2 separate regions of the Homo sapiens genome follow, and region 1 is linked to region 2. Evidence: chromatin loops called from intact Hi-C (ENCODE). Cell type or tissue: heart left ventricle. All regions are shown on one strand.

What was found. A loop is a pair of places that touch in the nucleus more often than their neighbours do. Peaks named below come from ENCODE experiments on the same cell type or tissue, not always from the same donor. Only the 100,000 strongest peaks of a DNase experiment are listed, where the experiment ranks them.
Region 1: a loop joins it to region 2, with 5 times the contacts of the local background. A loop is called at or near these places in 31 of 110 quality-filtered maps.

The regions. Positions count from the first base shown.
Region 1 is chr2:65,569,547-65,577,546 of GRCh38, forward strand. No RefSeq gene overlaps it. Among named protein-coding and RNA genes, the nearest start is that of LINC03050, 29 kb to the right of the region's middle. RefSeq lists enhancers at 6,884-8,000, 7,303-7,802. In heart left ventricle, a CTCF peak has its summit at 3,784 (motif pointing left); no DNase peak of the experiment used is centred here; H3K4me3 peaks cover 464 bases; H3K27ac peaks cover 1,451 bases.
Region 2 is chr2:65,060,337-65,068,336 of GRCh38, forward strand. All of the region lies in intron 1 of CEP68 (centrosomal protein 68), which reads left to right. Among named protein-coding and RNA genes, the nearest start is that of CEP68, 7.9 kb to the left of the region's middle. RefSeq lists enhancers at 845-1,346, 7,232-8,000. In heart left ventricle, a CTCF peak has its summit at 4,567; a DNase peak (open chromatin) is centred at 4,825; H3K27ac peaks cover 1,262 bases.

The sequences.
Region 1 (8,000 bases), 510 kb after region 2:
ACCTCCACCTCCCGGGTTCAAGCGATTCTCCTGCCTCAGCCTCCTGAGTAGCTGGGATTACAGGCACCTGTCACCATGCCTGGCTAATTTTTGTATTTTTAGTAGAGACAGGGTTACACCATGTTGGCCAGGCTAGTCTCAAACTCCTGACCTCAGGTGATCCACCCTCCTCGGCCTCCCAAAGTGCTGGGATTACAGGCATGAGCCATTGTGCCCAGTGATTCATTCTATTCTTTTCTTTTCCTCTTTCTTTCTTCCTTCCTTTCTTTCTCTTTCTTCTTTCTTTTCTTTTCTTTTCTTTCTTTCTTCCTTCCTTCCTTTCCTTCCTTCCTTCCTTCCCTCTTTTCTTTTCTTTCTTTTTTCCTTTCTTTTCTCTCTCTCTCTCTTTCACTCTCTCCTGTTGAGACGGAGTCTCGCTCTGTTGCCCAGGCTGGAGTGCAGTGGTGCGGTCTCTGCTCACTGCAACCTTCGCCTCCCGGGTTCGAGCAATTCTCTTGCCTCAGCTTCCTGAGTAGCTGGGATTACAGGCAGGCACCCCATGCCTGGCCAATTTTTGTATTTTTAGTAGAGATGGGGTTTCACAATGTTGGTCAGGCTGGTCTTGAACTCCTGACCCTGTGATCCGCCCGCCTCGGCTTCCCAAAGTGGTGGGATTATAGGCGTGAGCCACTGCGCCCGGCTGATAGTTTCTTTTGCTTTTCAGAGACTGTTTAGTTTAATTAGGTCCCACTTGTCAATTTTTTTTTTTTTTTGTTACTGTTTTTGGAGGCTTCATAATGAAGTCTTTGCCTGGGTCAATGTCCAGAATGTTATTTCCTAGATTTTCTTCCTGGGTTTTTATAGTTTTAAGTTTTACATTTAAGTCTTTAATCCATCTTGAGTTGATTTTTGTACATGGTGTAAGGAAAGGGTCCAGTTTCAATCTTCTGCATATGGCTAGCCAGTTATCCCAGCACTATTTATCGAATAGAGAGACCTTTTCCTGTTCCTTGTTTTTGTCAGTTTTGTCAAAGATCAGATAGTTGTAGATGTGTGGCTTTATTTCTGTGTTCTCTAACTGTTCCATTGGTCTATGTGTGTTTTTGTATCAGTACCATGTGGTTTTGGTTACTGTATCCTTATAGCATAGTTTAAAGTTGGGTAGTGTGATGCCTCCAGCTATGTTCATTTTGCTTGGGATTGTTTTGGCTATTCAGGCCCTTTTTTGGTTCCAAATGAATTTTAGAATGTTTCTTTTTCTAATTCTGTGAAAAATGTCATTGGTAGTTTGATAGGAATATCATTGAATCTGTAGATAGCTTTGGACAGTATGTCTATTTTAACAATATTGATTCTTCCTATTCATGAACATGGAATGTTTTTCCATTTGTTTGTGTTATCTCTGAGTTTTTTCAGCAGTGTTTTATAATTCTCCCTGTAGAGATCTCTCACCTCTCTGGTTAGCTATATTCCTAGGTACCTTATTTTTGTGTGTGGCTATTGTGAATGGGATTGCAGTCTTGATTTGGCTCTCAGCTTGGATGCTATTGGTGTATAGAAGTGCTACTGATTTTTGTACATTAATTTTGTATCCTGAAACTTTGCTGAAATTGTTTATCAGATCAATGAACCTTTGGGCAGAGACTATGGGGTTTTCAAGGTATAGAATCGAATTGTCTGGGCCAGGTGCAGTGGCTCATGCCTGTAATCCCAGCACTTTGGAAGGCTGAGGCAGGTGGATCACCTAAGGTTAGCAGTTCAAGACCAGCCTGGCCAACATGGTGAAACTCCATCTCTACTAAAAATAGAAAAATATTAGCCGGGCGTGGCGGTGCTCACCTATAATCCCAGCTACTTGGGAGGCCGAGGCAGGAGAATTGCTTGAACCCGGGAGGCGGAGGTTGCGGTGAGCCGAGATCACACCATTGCACAGCCTGGGCAACAAAAGTAAAACTCTGTCTCTTAAAAAAAGCAAAGAAAAGAAAAGAAAAGAAAAAAATCATATTGTCTGCAAAGAGAGAGAGTTTTTCTTCCTCTTTTCCTATTTGGATTAGGCCTTTTTTTTTTTTTTTTTTTTTTTTGGAGACAGAGTCTCACTCTCTTACCCAGGCTGGTGTGCAAAGTGGTGCGATCTTGGCTCACTGCAACCTCTGCCTCCTGGGTTCAAGCGATTGTCCTGTCTCAGCCTCCTGAGTAGCTAGGATTACAGGCACCCGCCACCACGCCCGGCTAATTTTTGTATTTTTAATAGAGACGAGGTTTCTTCATGTTGGTCAGGCTGGTCTCGAACTCCTGACCTCAGGTGATCCGCCTGCCTTGGCCTCCCAAAGTGCTAGGATTACAGGTGTGAGGCACCGTGCCTGGCCAAGAAGTACGATTTTTGCAAAAAAAAAAAATTCATATAAGAACATGTCCTGGCTAAAAAAAACTAAAGAAATAAAGAATAAAAATAATTTTTAAAAGTCTTTTTTGTTTTTTAAAGCAACCAATTTGCTCCATAGTTATTATGTGAGAGATCTTTAGAATTGTGGATGGCTGGGAAACTACTCATTTGCCACTCATCAAGTAGATTGGTTTTGCTTTTGATTTCTTGGTGATTTCTTGAAAAATGTATCTGCCCTCCCCCCAGCCCCGCCCCGCAAATTCATATGTTGAAGCCCTTAATGGCCCAGAACTTCAGAATGTGACTGTAGATTGTATTTGGAGATAGGGCCTTTAAAGAAGTCATTAAGTTAAAACAGTCTTTAGGGTGGGCCCTAATTCAGTATTACTGGTATCTTTATAAGAAGTGGGGATTAGGACCCAGCCAACACGGGCTGAAGGACAGCCATGTGAGGACACAGTGGAAAGGTGGCTATCTGCAAGACTGGGCATGGTGGCTTACACCTGAAATCCCAGCACTTTGAGAGGCCGAGGTGAGAGGATTGCTTGAGCCCAGGAGTTCAAGACCAGCCTGTGCAATGTGGTGAAACCCTGTCTCTACAAAACAATACAAAAAATTAGCCAGGCATGGTGGCGTGCACCTGTAATCTCAGCTACTCGGGAGGCTGAGGTAGGAGAATTGCTTGAATCCAGGAGGTGGAGGTTGCAGTGAGCTGAGATCCAGCCACTGCACTCCAGTCTGGGCAACAGAGAAGACACTGTCTCAAAAAAAAAAAAAAAAAAAAAAAAGAGAAAAGAAAAAGATGGCCATTTGCAAACCAAGAAGAGAGGCCTCAAGAGAAAATAACTCTCCAACAAAACACTTTGGGCTTCTGTTAAGCCCCCAAGTTTGTTATGGCAGCCCCAGCAAACTAATACATTTGGTTTTTTTTTTTTTTTCTTTTTGAGATGGAGTCTTGCTCTGTCGCCCAGGCTGGAGTGCAGTGGCGCGATCTTGGCTCACTGCAAGCTCCGCCTCCCGGGTTCATGCCATTCTCCTGCCTCAGCCTCCCGAGTAGCTGGGACTACACGCGTCCGCCACCACGCCCGGCTAATTTTTTGTATTTTTAGTAGAGACGGGGTTTCACCGTGTTAGCCAGGATGGTCTGGATCTTCTGACCTCGTGATCCGCCCGCCTCGGCCTCCCAAAGTGCTGGGATTACAGGCGTGAGCCACCACGCCCGGCCACATTTGGGTTTTGTATGACTTGCTTCATTCAGGCCAAAGATAAATTGAGGAACATATATATATATTTGTATTGGACATTTGCTTGGATCCAAAATATGGCAAAATCAAGTCTGTTTATCTAGCGGGAACTTAGCCATTGACTACTTGAGGACTGTTTCTCTTCAAACCTTTGGGGACAGTGACATCTAGTGGTAGTTTCTTTTATATACCCTTTTCAGTTCTCTTCTGGCCGTACATTAGAATCACTTGAGGGGATGGGAAAAACAAAACAAAACAAAAAACAAAAGGCCTTGCGCGGTGGCTCAAGCCTGTAATCCTAGCACTTTGGGAGGCCGAGGCGGATGGATTGCCTGAGCTCAGGAGATCGAGACTAGCCTGGGCAACACAGTGAAACCCCATCTCTACTAAAAAAAAACAAACAAAAAACAAAAAGAAAATTAGCCGGGCGTGCGCCTGTAATCCCAGCTGCTCGGGAGGCTGAGGCAGGAGAATCACTTGAACCAGGGAGGCGGAGGTTGCAGTGAGCCAGGATCGCGCCACTGCACTCCAGCCTGGGTGACAGAGGGAGACGCTGTCTCAAAAAAAAAAAAAAAAAAAAAAAAAAAAAAAAAAAAAAAAAGGCCAATGCCTAGGCTTTACCTAGCCAATTATGCCAGAATCTCTGGGAATGGGAACCAGTCATCAGTATTTAAAAGGGCTTTCTACATTAGTCCAAAGTGTACCCAAGGTTGAGAAGCACAGATTCTTAATGAAAGCAACTCTGGATTGTAAAAATATGAGCTCATATTATGTTGCCATTTCTCACAATATGAAAAAGTTTGTTAACTTCTGCACTTATTTATTGTCCCTCTGCCTCCAAAGAAGGTAAAATACATGAGGGAGGGAGCACGGTCTGGTTAGCTTTTGGATGCCAAGAGCCTGGAACAGTGCTGCACAGTCTGGGCTCATAATAGCTTTTGTGAAATGAATGAATGAAAAATAGAGCATGGGACCAGGCGCCCGGTGGCTCACGCCTGTAATCCCAGCACTTTGGGAGGCCGGGGCGGGAGGATCACCTGAGGTCAGGAGTTCGAGACCAGCCTGGCCAATGTGGTTAAACCCCGTCTCTACTAAAAATACAAAAATTAGTTGGGCGTGGTGGTGGGTGCCCATAATCCCAGCTACTCAGGAGGCTGAGGCAGGACAATCGCTTGAACCCGGGAGGCAGAGGTTGTAGTGAGCCGAGATCGTGCCATTGCACTCCAGCCTGGGCAACAAGAGCTAAAAACTCTGTCTCAGAAAAGAAAAAGAAAAAGAAAAAGAAAAATAGAGCATGCTGTCAGGTTGCATTAATCTGGAATATGGCTGTCATGTGAAACAGCAGTCTCACTGTGAAGTTTAGGACATGTTATATTTGGTTCAATTGAAAGTAACTTATGGAATCTTATAGGATTCCAAATGTCTGAAACAGACGTTTCTTGGTCTGTCATACAACTTTGGTTGACTTCTTGGCATCTTTATGCCTCTGATCCTAGGAGAGGATTTTCTGAGTTTCAATATAGCAGCAGGTTCTCAATGTCTACTAAGTGTTCTAGTTAAAAAGAAATGTTAAACTATTAGCTTTTCTTCTGTGCTTTTCTCCCCATTGTCTTGAGGCTTAGAAAGTTCTATATTATTACAAAACCAGTGAAATACACACTTACAACATTTCTAGTTTTAAAACTACTTCTTTTTTATATTTTATGGCCTAAAATAACTGGGATTAAATTTTCTGCGTATGGTGCATAGTGAGTATTGAACTTTCTATTCTTTTCTTAACCCTGAGAGTCCATCTTCCCCACATGACTTGCGGATACTCCATGACTTTGCTCATTTGTGATGCACACTTTTTCCCGCAGTAAGTCTTTTTATATACTAATGTGAGAGGTGTTAGAATGGGACTTTTCCTGGCAAAGTGTGTGGAAAACAATTCCTCACTTGCAGACTCTCAAGGGAAATCTCTGGGGAACTGCTCCCTGACTTTTGGACATCCTTAAAAACAGAGATGAGAGAAAGAAAAAGAACAAGCCTTGGTGAAGAGGTTTCTTTGGAGAGAGTTGTTGCTGTGCTCTTGGGCCCCCAACTTCCCTTTTCAGGGAGGAGTGGGAAGTGCTCATTCTAACTCCAGGCTTGAGACCGCTGGGGGAATTTCAAAAAGTGGTTTCCACAGGAAAGACATGGAGCAGCCAGCTTGGGCGACAGAGTGAGACTTCGTCTCAAAAAAAACAAAAACAAAACAAAACAAAAAAAGTGTGTGCCAAATATTATATTGACAGGACATCCTTATTTTGAAGTCAAGACTGTGTTTGGGATTTACAGTGACGTAAGAATTGTCTCTGACCTAGAAGTGGGCAAAAAAAAACAAAAAAACAAAAAAACTGATGACATTTTCCTCTGAGGAACAGGCTGATATCTTTGTAAGTAAAAATGAAAGGGTTGAGAGATAGAGCAAATGAGCTGTTTTGGTCACTATAATCAGGTGTCTTGCTTATTCAATGTACTGATTGCATTAGGACTGCTTTCAGGGCTCCTCTCATCATCACGGTTCCCTCTCCAAATGCTCTAGATGTGGTTTGTCTTAATAGTTGAATGGTTGAATAGTTGAATGGTTGAAAATAACAGAGCCCTCCTTAAAGCAGGTTAAACAGAAAAGAGAATTTACTGTAAGGTTACATAGGTGGCTATAAGAGTAGGCATTCAATTTTTTGTCTTTTTTTTTTTTTTTTTTTTTTAGATGGAGTCTCACTCTGATGTCCAGGCTGGAGTGCAGTGGTGCAATCTCGGCTCACTGCAACATCCGCCTCCTGGGTTCAAGCGATTCTCCTACCTTAGCCTCTCGAGTAGCTGGGATTACAGGCACCTGCCACAATGCCCAGCTAATTTTTGTAATTTTAGTAGAGACGGGGTTTTACCATGTTGGCCAAGCTGGTCTCGAGCTCCTGACCTCAGGTGATCCACCCACCTCAGCCTCCCAAAGTGTTGGGATTATAGGCGTGAGCCACCACGCCTGGACTAATATGAGTTAGAAGTAAATGAACTAATTCAGGGATAGACACTTAATGTGAACTCAAGCCAGGAAGTAAGGAGCTTTCCCCTGACAACAGTGATTGAGATAGGAAAGGGGACAGGTTTAGGTTAGCACAATTAGTACGAAGTCAGGCCTTTGCTCAGTGACTGTGGGAGAAGAAACTCTTTGTCTGGTCAGTATACATAGCTGTGAGGTCTGGAGCTGTAGCAACCACTTGGTATCTTGAACAAAGCTAGATTTGAGATGATGCTGACACAGGAGAGAAGGCAATTGATGAAAGAAATGCAGAGCCAGAGCCCTGATCCAGCCACTCCTGAACCCATCACTACATTAAACTTCCCAAGTATAGCAGTGGTTCCCACTGGGGGCAATTTAGCTCCTGAAGGGATATTTGGCAATATCTGGAGACATTTTTGGTTGCTACAACTGGATGGGTGCTCCTGGCACCCAATGGATAGAGACCAAGGATGCTGCTAAATCCCCTATAGTATATAAGAGAGCACTCTTTCCTTTGCAACATAGAATTATCTGGCCCAAAATGTCTGTATTGCTGAGGTTGAGAGACTCTGACCTAGAGATTTGATTAGATCTAAGTTCTTTTTTGGGCAAGGATGCTTTGTAGGCACTGTGTACTTGCTTTTACGTCACAACAGGCTTGTTCTCTTGGCTTTTCTGGATTTCTGTACCTGCCATTGCTCCCCTCTCTCAGTGCCTGGTGAGCCCCTCCCTAGCCTCTCTCACAAGCCCAGTGGGCTGCCTTCTCCTTGTAAACTCTCCACACCCTGGCTCTTCTCACTATGGCATTTGCTGGGCATTTTGGGGCTCGTTGGTGTGTGTTTGGCCCCCACTGGGCTGGAGATCCTGGGAAGGCAGGGACTCAGTCTATCTTCTCTCGTGCATTCAGGACACTGGGACTGGTAGATCCTGATATGTAAATAAATCAATGACAAACGAATGACTCATAACTCGGATATTTGAGTTGGTCAGAGGCAATGTCTCTTTCTCTGTGGGCAGGAACTGAATCAACACAGTGGAATTTTCTTTTTCTTTCTTTCTTTTTTTTTTTTTTAGACAGAGTTTCGCTCTTGGAGTGCGATGGTGCGATCTCAGCTCACGGCAACCTCTGCCTTCCGGGTTCAAGAGATTCTCCTGCCTCAGCCTCCCAAGTAGCTGGCATTACAGGCATCCACCACCATGCCCAGCTAATTTTTGTATTTTTAGAAGAGATGGGGTTTCACCATGTTGGCCAGGCTGGTCTCAAATTCCTGACCTCAGGTGATCCACCCACCTCGGCCTCCCAGAGTGCTGGGATTGCAGGTGTGAACCACCGTGCCCGGCCAACACAGTGGTATTTTCACAAGTCCAT
Region 2 (8,000 bases):
AGAGAATGCTATGGTACAGTGAGTGGCAATCTTAATAGTATCTCTTGAGAGCGGTAAGATTCTTCTCAGTCTTCATACGTGCAGCCTGATGACCTCACAAAAAAGTGTCAGGGCCGGGCACAGTGGCCCATACCTGTAATCCCAGCATTTTGGGAGGCCAAGGAGGGAGGATTGCTTGAGTTCAGGAGTTTGAGACCAGTCCGGGCAACATAGCGAGGCCTCGTCTCTTAAAAAAAAATAAATGAATAAAAATAAAAACTGTCAGTATAGTAAAAGCAGTGGTCTGTGGAAATGCACCCATGTGGTCCAGGTACAGCCTCTTCTGACAGTGACTTTTGTTATAAGGAAGGTGTTTTTCTGCTTTGCTCTTTAGTGAGAAAAAAGGTGCTGTTGATTGACATATTCAGCCCTCAGCATCCTTGTACATTGAGCTTTGTTACACATGGACACTCTGCTGACTGCTGAGGAGGCCAGAGAGCTTGGGGTTGAGGGGAGGAGTAGCTGGGACTCAGTCAAGCTCCTTGTAGATGTGACTTACATCTCTTTAAAGGCTATCTAGGTTGGGCGCAGTGGCTCACGCCTGTAATCCCAGCACTTTGGGAGGCCGAGGCAGGAGGATCACATAAGGTCAGGAGTTCGAGACCAGCCTGGCCAACATGGTGAAACCCTGTCTCTACTAAAAATACTAAAATTAGCCAGGCGTGGTGGTGGGTGCCTGTAATCCCAACTACTCAGGAGACTGAGGCAGGAGAATTGCTTGAACCTGGGAGGTGGAGGTTGCAGTGAGATAGCACCACTGCACTCCAGCCTGGGCAACACAGCAAGACTCCATCTCAAATTAAAAAAAAGAAAAAAAAGGGCTACCTAAAGACCTTGCCTTGTAAATGAGAACATTGGCCTTGCTGGGAGGCTGTCTGGTAGCCCTGGTCAGTCAGCCAACAGATAAGTGAGTGAGAAGGCGAGGGAACAGACAGCCAAGCAGCCTAGCCCACAGCCCTCCCTACCGCATTGATCTACAGGGACCCACTGGCTCCTCCTAGGGCCCTGGGAGATTCCTTCTGTTCTTTTGACTCTAAGCAAAACTTCCAGAAGCAGCCCTGGGGAGAAAAGAAGGGGCTCCCGGTGCCCAAGGATCCTGGGGATGGCCTCGGCCCATGGCCAAGCCACAGCAGACACAGTCTACCCTCCGTAGCTTTGAGTCTTTTCTTCATTTTCACTTTACTTTGATTTTACCTGCAGAGAAGGGGGACAAAGTGCTCAGAGTGACCTATCCCACAGTGAAAGACAGGGCTGGTGTGGGGGACTGTGGGGCTCCAGGGGGACTTCCCAGCAGGGCAGGAGCAGGTGGAGCAGCAGTTGCTCTTTGCTGCTGGCCTCCCAGTCTCAGGCCTCCAGCCACAGTTTTCCTGGCACCCACGCCACCCTGAAGCAGGCCTCAGTCACCTTTTGTGACTGGCCCCTTTGTTGGCTTCCCCTACGTGTCTTTACCTCCTTTCATGTGACCTCCCATGCCTGCTTGGCCTCTGCCTTTAAGCTCCTTTATTCCATAAATCTAGTTCCCCCAGAGTTCTTCCAGCAAGCTCTGCTGGGTCCTGCCTTCTGTTTCCTTGTGGACAGTTTCATGTTATTGGAGAAAGAGCAGCATGGAAAGCCTCTTTGGTTCTCTGGGCAGGTTCTGCCACTGTGTGTTCATGGCAATTATCACTTATTCCTGTGGCCTCCTGTGAAAACAGGTTTGGAGGTTTTGGCCCTGAACTCATAGGGCTTGCTCAGTCTAGCAACACCTGGCCTCTGTGGCTGGCACAGGTGACTGTGCGCTCAGGTAAGAGACGAGCCCTTGCCAGAACAGAGCTCCCTGGGCAAAGTTGGTATAAATGAGATTGTTTCAAAGGGAGCTCACGACTTAAAGAGTCCTGGCCAGGTGCGGTGACTCCCGCCTGTAAGCCCAACACTTTGGGAGGCCGAGGCAGGCAGGTCACTTGAGGCCGGGAGTTCGAGAGCAGCCTGGCCAACATGGTTAAACCCCGTATCTACTAAAAATAGAAAAATTAGCGGGGATGGTGGCACGCACCTGGAGTCCCAGCTGCTTTGGAGGCTAAGCCAGGAGAATTGCTTGAACCCGGGAGGCAGAGGTTGCAATGAGCCAAGATCTCGCTGCTGTACTCCAACCTGGGCGACAGAGTGAGACTCCATCTCAAAAAAAAAAAAAAAAAAAGAGGCGGGGCGTGATGGCTTATATCTGTAAACCCAGCACTCTGGGAGGCCTAGGCGGGTGGATTGCCTAAGCTCAGGAGTTCGAGACCAGCCTTGGCAACATATCGAAACCCTGTCCCTACTAAAAATACAAAAAATGAACCACGCATGGTGGTGCACGCCTGTAATCCCAGCCATTTGGGAGGCTGAGGCACAAGAATCCCTTGAACCCGGGAGGCAGAGGTTGTAGTGAGCCAAGATCGTGCCACTGCACTCCAGCCTGGGCGACAGAGCGAGACTCTATCTCAAAAAAAAAAATAGTCCTAGGGGAGGTCCTTTTTTGTTGAAAGGAGGATTGCTCTCTAGTTGATCATTCATCTGTTTGAGGGGTTTAGTCAAGAGCAAGAGCAGAGCCTCACCCCTCCCACAGTTCCCAGTCCTCCTCTCTCCATCTTGGACAGAAGTGAGTGGGAGGAAGCCCGGCAGCTGTGACAGGAGTGTCCTAGGGTGATGCAGCATATACGAAGAAGGGTCAGATGTCCAGGCTTAGAGTTTGTGTTACCACATGCATGATTTGTGGGCGTATTTTTACTGTAGGGCAAGAGTAAGCCAAGCCTACATCACTCCTAATTATATCTGGTGGATCATACAGCCTCTTCAGGTTCTGGAAACTAACAGAATTTTAATAGCAAAGTCCAGATGGTCCCTAGAATATCCTGAAGCTTATGTGGCTTGTCTCTTGGTTTGACAAAGGACAAGGCAGTTCTGTTGTGTACAGACCTTTCTCAGAGGGTAAGGTTGAGTTCACTGTCTGTGCTCTGATGTCTCCTGTCATTCAGTCCAACCTCCTGGCACTTCCTTCATTTGGGAGGCGACGGGGGCCTGTGCCCCATCATGGAGCTGCTAGCCTCCAGGAGCACTGTAAAATGTGTGATCCGAGAACGGGAGGCCCCACATTAGGAAATTGTTTAAAGCTGATGACCTGGGAGACTGTGTGGGTCCAAGACAACAAGCGCTATTCACCAGTCTGAGAAGGATAAGCTGCCTCTTATTAGAAGTGCAACCTGAATCTATCGCCCCCACCCCTACCCCAGAGGGTTAGGAGGAATGATGTGTAAAATCTCGGATCTATGGAAATGAAGACCAGACCTTCATGCAGTGTTACAGATGGCCACCGGCCAGATGCAGACAGGGTTGAGTCCTAGGAATCCAAAACTTGTGCGTTTATCATAGCCTGGGCCAGTGTTTTCTTCGGCATGATTGCTGTTTTAAAAGAGGTTTGTCTTCAGTCATTACTTCAGGAAGTTTTCCCCTATTATTTTTATCCCAACTGATTTCTCCCTTTCGTTGCATTTTGGTAACATTTCATAGACAGTTTTGAATGCATTATAGATTGGTTTTTATTTTCTTTCACATGTGTCTGTCTTGGTTCTCATAATAAACTTGTATAATAGGGGGGAAAAGCATGATTTGTCAGGCAGATTAATAAGATTATGAAGGGACTGTTTATCCAGTCTAAGAAAGTAACTACCTTCATTCCGTCTTTACAGACGTACAATTTCCTTGAAAATCATTGAATTTCAGATCTTCTTACCTGGTTGCTGAAGGGACTTTGGCCACACTACTAACCTAGTTTAGGTTTGTGTGTATCCTTGTAAGTTACTTAGGGATGTCAACTGAATAGTTTGTAATAGCTCACCACTCCCTATCTCTCCAGGCTAAATAGATACCTTCTTTTTTGAATAATGAGGTCCAGACAAGATGAATAAAAAGTACATGATCAAAACAAAGGGATAATTTGTTTGCACCCCTCCCTTGCCCCATCATCATCTTATTCCAGCACCTTGTCTCAAGATCGCACCCTTTAGTGAGAGGTGTGGGGAATCTCTAGCCATTGAGAGAGTTTTTAGAAATCGAGCAAGAGGCCGGGCGTGGTGGCTCACACCTGTAATCCCAGCACTTTGGGAGGCCGAGGCAGGCAGATCACGATGTCAGGAGATCGAGACCATCCTGGCTAATGTGGTGAAACCCCATCTCTACTAAAAATACAAAAAATTAGCTGGGTGCGGTGGTGGGCGCCTGTAGTCCCAGCTACTCGGGAGGCTGAGGCAGGAGAATGGCGTGAACCCGGGAGGTGGAGCTTGCAGTGAGCTGAGATAGCGCCACTGCAGTCCAGCCTTGGCGAAAAAGCGAGACTCCGTCTCAAAAAAAAAAAAAAAAAGAAATGGAGCAAGAAGTAGCAATTGGGAATTATGGGCTATACCCAGCCTTCACCCTGGTTTTTCTAGCTCACGGGCGCAGCTGTTCCCCTACTTATGAAAACAAAACTTGCCTGTAAACGTCTTCATGTGCAGTTTCTTAATGAGCCACAAGGTGAGGATGTGGCTCCGTAAGATCTCTGTCTCAGCAAGATTTGTCACTCTTCTCTTTGTCCCTCCACCAGTCTTCTCTCTCTTCTGCTTTGTGGCTTAACTGTTTGATCACTTATTCCCCAGTTGGCTCATAAACAGCTTGGGCTCTGGAGTTGGGCAGTCCTGGACTTGTCTCACTCAGAGGCTTCGTTTCCCCATCTGTGACGTGAGGATTAAAGACCCTGGCTCCCGTGGGAACTGGCCCTCACATGTGCTGGTGGAGTGTAGAGTGATACCACTCAGCAGAGGGCCACTTGGCAGTGTGTGCAAAAGCACCCTTCGCCTCAGCAGCTCTACTTCTGCAATTCATGCTGAGGATGTGCCAGCACAAATGTGTGTGCATAGTGACTCATCATAGCATTGTTTGGACTAGCAAAAAAGACTAGAAATAACCCAAATGTCCACTAATAAGGGACTGGTGAAATAAACTAGTGCGTCCTTACACCAGAATACAGTACTGGTCAGTAATGAAAAAGAGGAAGCTGTCTTTGTACGGTAAGTCCTCACTTGATGTCGTCAGTAAGTTCTTGGAAACCGTGACTCTGCCACTTGAAAGGACATATAACGAAACCAATTTTACCATAGTCTAATTGATATAAATAAGAGTTAAGCTCCTATGGCATATTTCTGGTCATGAAAGCATCACCAAACTTCTAAGTAAAGACTAAAACACTTTTAAATTAAATAGTGAAATAAATGTGAGCTGTACATACATTTATGAAAGATGAATAAAAACAAGTAAGATGAGCCAGGCGTGGTGGCTCATGCCTGTAATCCCAGCACTTTGGGAGGCCAACTAGGGCGGATCATTTGAGGTCAGGAGTTCCAGATCAGCCTGGCCAACATGGTGAAACCCCATACAAAAATTAGTCAGGCATGGTGGTGAGTGTCTGTAGTCCCAGCTACTCAGAAGGCTGAAGCAGGAGAATTGCTTGAAGCCAGGGGCCGGAGGTTGCAGTGAGCCAAGATCACGCCACTGCACTCCAGCCTAGGTGACAAACCGAGACTTCATCTTAAAAAAAAAAAAAAAAACACAAGATTATGATTTACCTGCTTACTCAAATGGGTTCAAGTTCGCAGGTAGCTGGAGCCTGTCCCAGCAGCTGAGGGTGTAAGGAGGGAACCAATCATGGGCAGGACTTCATCCCATGGCAGGGCACGCTCACTCATCTACCCACACTCAGACCAGGACCATGTAGTCAGCCCCATTCACCTAAGTATATGTTTTCAGGATGTGGGAGGAAACCCGAGTATCCAGATGAACTGGATATCATCCAGGCAGACATGGGGAGAATGTGCACACTCCATACAGACAGTGACCTCAGTCAGGAATCAGGGTTTCTTATCAATGATATAATGAAAAGACATTGGACCGGCTGGGCGGTGTGGCTTACACCTGTAATCCTAGCACTTTGGGAGGCTGAGGCGGGTGGATCACGAGGTCAGAAGTTCAAGACCAGCCTGGCCAAGATGGCGAAACCCCGTCTCTATTAAAAATACAAAAATTGGCCAGGCACGGTGGCTCACGCCTGTAATCCCAGCACTTTGGGAGGCTGAGGCGGGTGGATCATAAGGTCAGAATTTCAAGACCAGCCTGGCCAGGATGGTGAAACCCCATCTCTACTAAAAATATAAAAATTAGCCAGGTGTGGTGGTGGGTGCCTGTAATCCCAGCTACTCGGGAGGCTGAGGCAGAGAATTGCTTGAACCCAGGAGGCAGAGGTTGCAGTGAGCCGAGATCACACCACTGCACACCAGCCTGGAAGACAGAGTGAGACTCTGTCTCAAAAAAAAAAAAAAAAAAAATATATATATATATATATATATACACACACAAAAAAAAATTAGCTGGGCATGGTGGCACATGCCTGTAATCCCAGCTGCTTGGGAGGCTGAGGCAGGAGAATTGCTTGAACCAGGGAGGCGGAGGTTGCAGTGAACTGAGATCGCACCAGTGCACTCCAGCCTGGGCAACAGAGTGAGACTCTGTCTCAAAAAAAAAAAAGATATCGTACCAAGTGATGTTACTGAAGGACCTGCTGTATTGCTTAGGAATGAGCCCCTAGATATTTTTTGTAGAGAAAAGAAAACCAAGGTTCTGAATAGTATGACCTATACAGTTTGCTACTTTTATGTAAAAAAAAAAAGGGAGGGAAGGATAAGCCTGGTACAGTGGCTTATGCCTATAATCCCAGCACTTTGGGAGGTGGGTGGATTGCCTGAGGTCAGGAGTTCAAGACCAGCCTGGCTAACATGGTGAAACCCCATCTCTACTAAAAATATAAAAAAATTAGCCAGGCATGGTGGCGCACGCCTGTAGTCCCAGCTAGCCGGGAGGCTGAGGTAGGAGAATCGCTTGAACCCGGGAGGTGGAGGTTGCAGTGAGCTGAGATCACACCGCTGAACTCTATCTAGCCTGGGTGATGGAGCAAGACTCAGTTTCTGGGGGAACAAAAGTGGGGGAAGGATGAACATAGATATTTGCATCAGGAAACAAGGGTCATACACAAAACTAGTAAGGCTGGTTCCCTGATTTTGTGGGAGTATCTAGTAGTAAATATTTTGTTTGATTTGTATTTAAAAATGGGCTGCTTTTTCTCCCATTTGGCTCCTTTGTCCTTCCTTGTAAGGTGACCTGTTACACTGATTCTGTCCATGCCTCCCCATGACACTAATGACAACAGCCAACACTTAGTGTCCATACCATGCCAGGCACTGTCATAGATGTTCTGCCTGCCCTGGCTCATTTTGGCAAAGGAATGGGGGACAAGGGCGGAGAGAGACTTACATCTGCTGTGCATTTTACATTTGAGCTGTATATTACCTTTCAAAAATAATTTTCTGATTAGTTCCTGCCCCACCTGGTGGTTGTGGGAACTAGACGAGCGTCCGTGCGAAGGGCATGCTCTTCTCCAGGGTCACTTCTGAATCAGGCTGGAGCCTGGCATGCCCCATCAGGCAGAGTAGGGAAGGGCCCTCTTGGATTCCAGTGCAAGGCGTCCTCAGTGTGTGCAGTGCCCATCTAGGTGGTATTTCCCAGCGTGTGAGCTGAGTAAGATGAGCCCGCAGCCATTCCCCCTTTGCAGGCTCTCCACCAGCATCTCCTCTTACCATCTGTTTGCCTCCTGACTAAGGAAACAAGGCCATTTCTGCCCACATTTAAGCTTTGAGGTTGGCCCAGTGCACTCCGGGTGGCTGCCGACATCCTGGGCATTCACGGTTCCGTTACCTCCCCTTCCACATCCTCCCAGCATTGGTCTTCCTCCTGTTGGCTTTTTGGCCCCCTACCCCATCCCACCAGGGCTCTCAGCATCAACTTTTGCTGGCATGCTTAGGCTGAGGGTGATGTCCCTCTGTTGTTCCTGAACCTCTTTGTGTTGGAATGGTCCTGTTTGC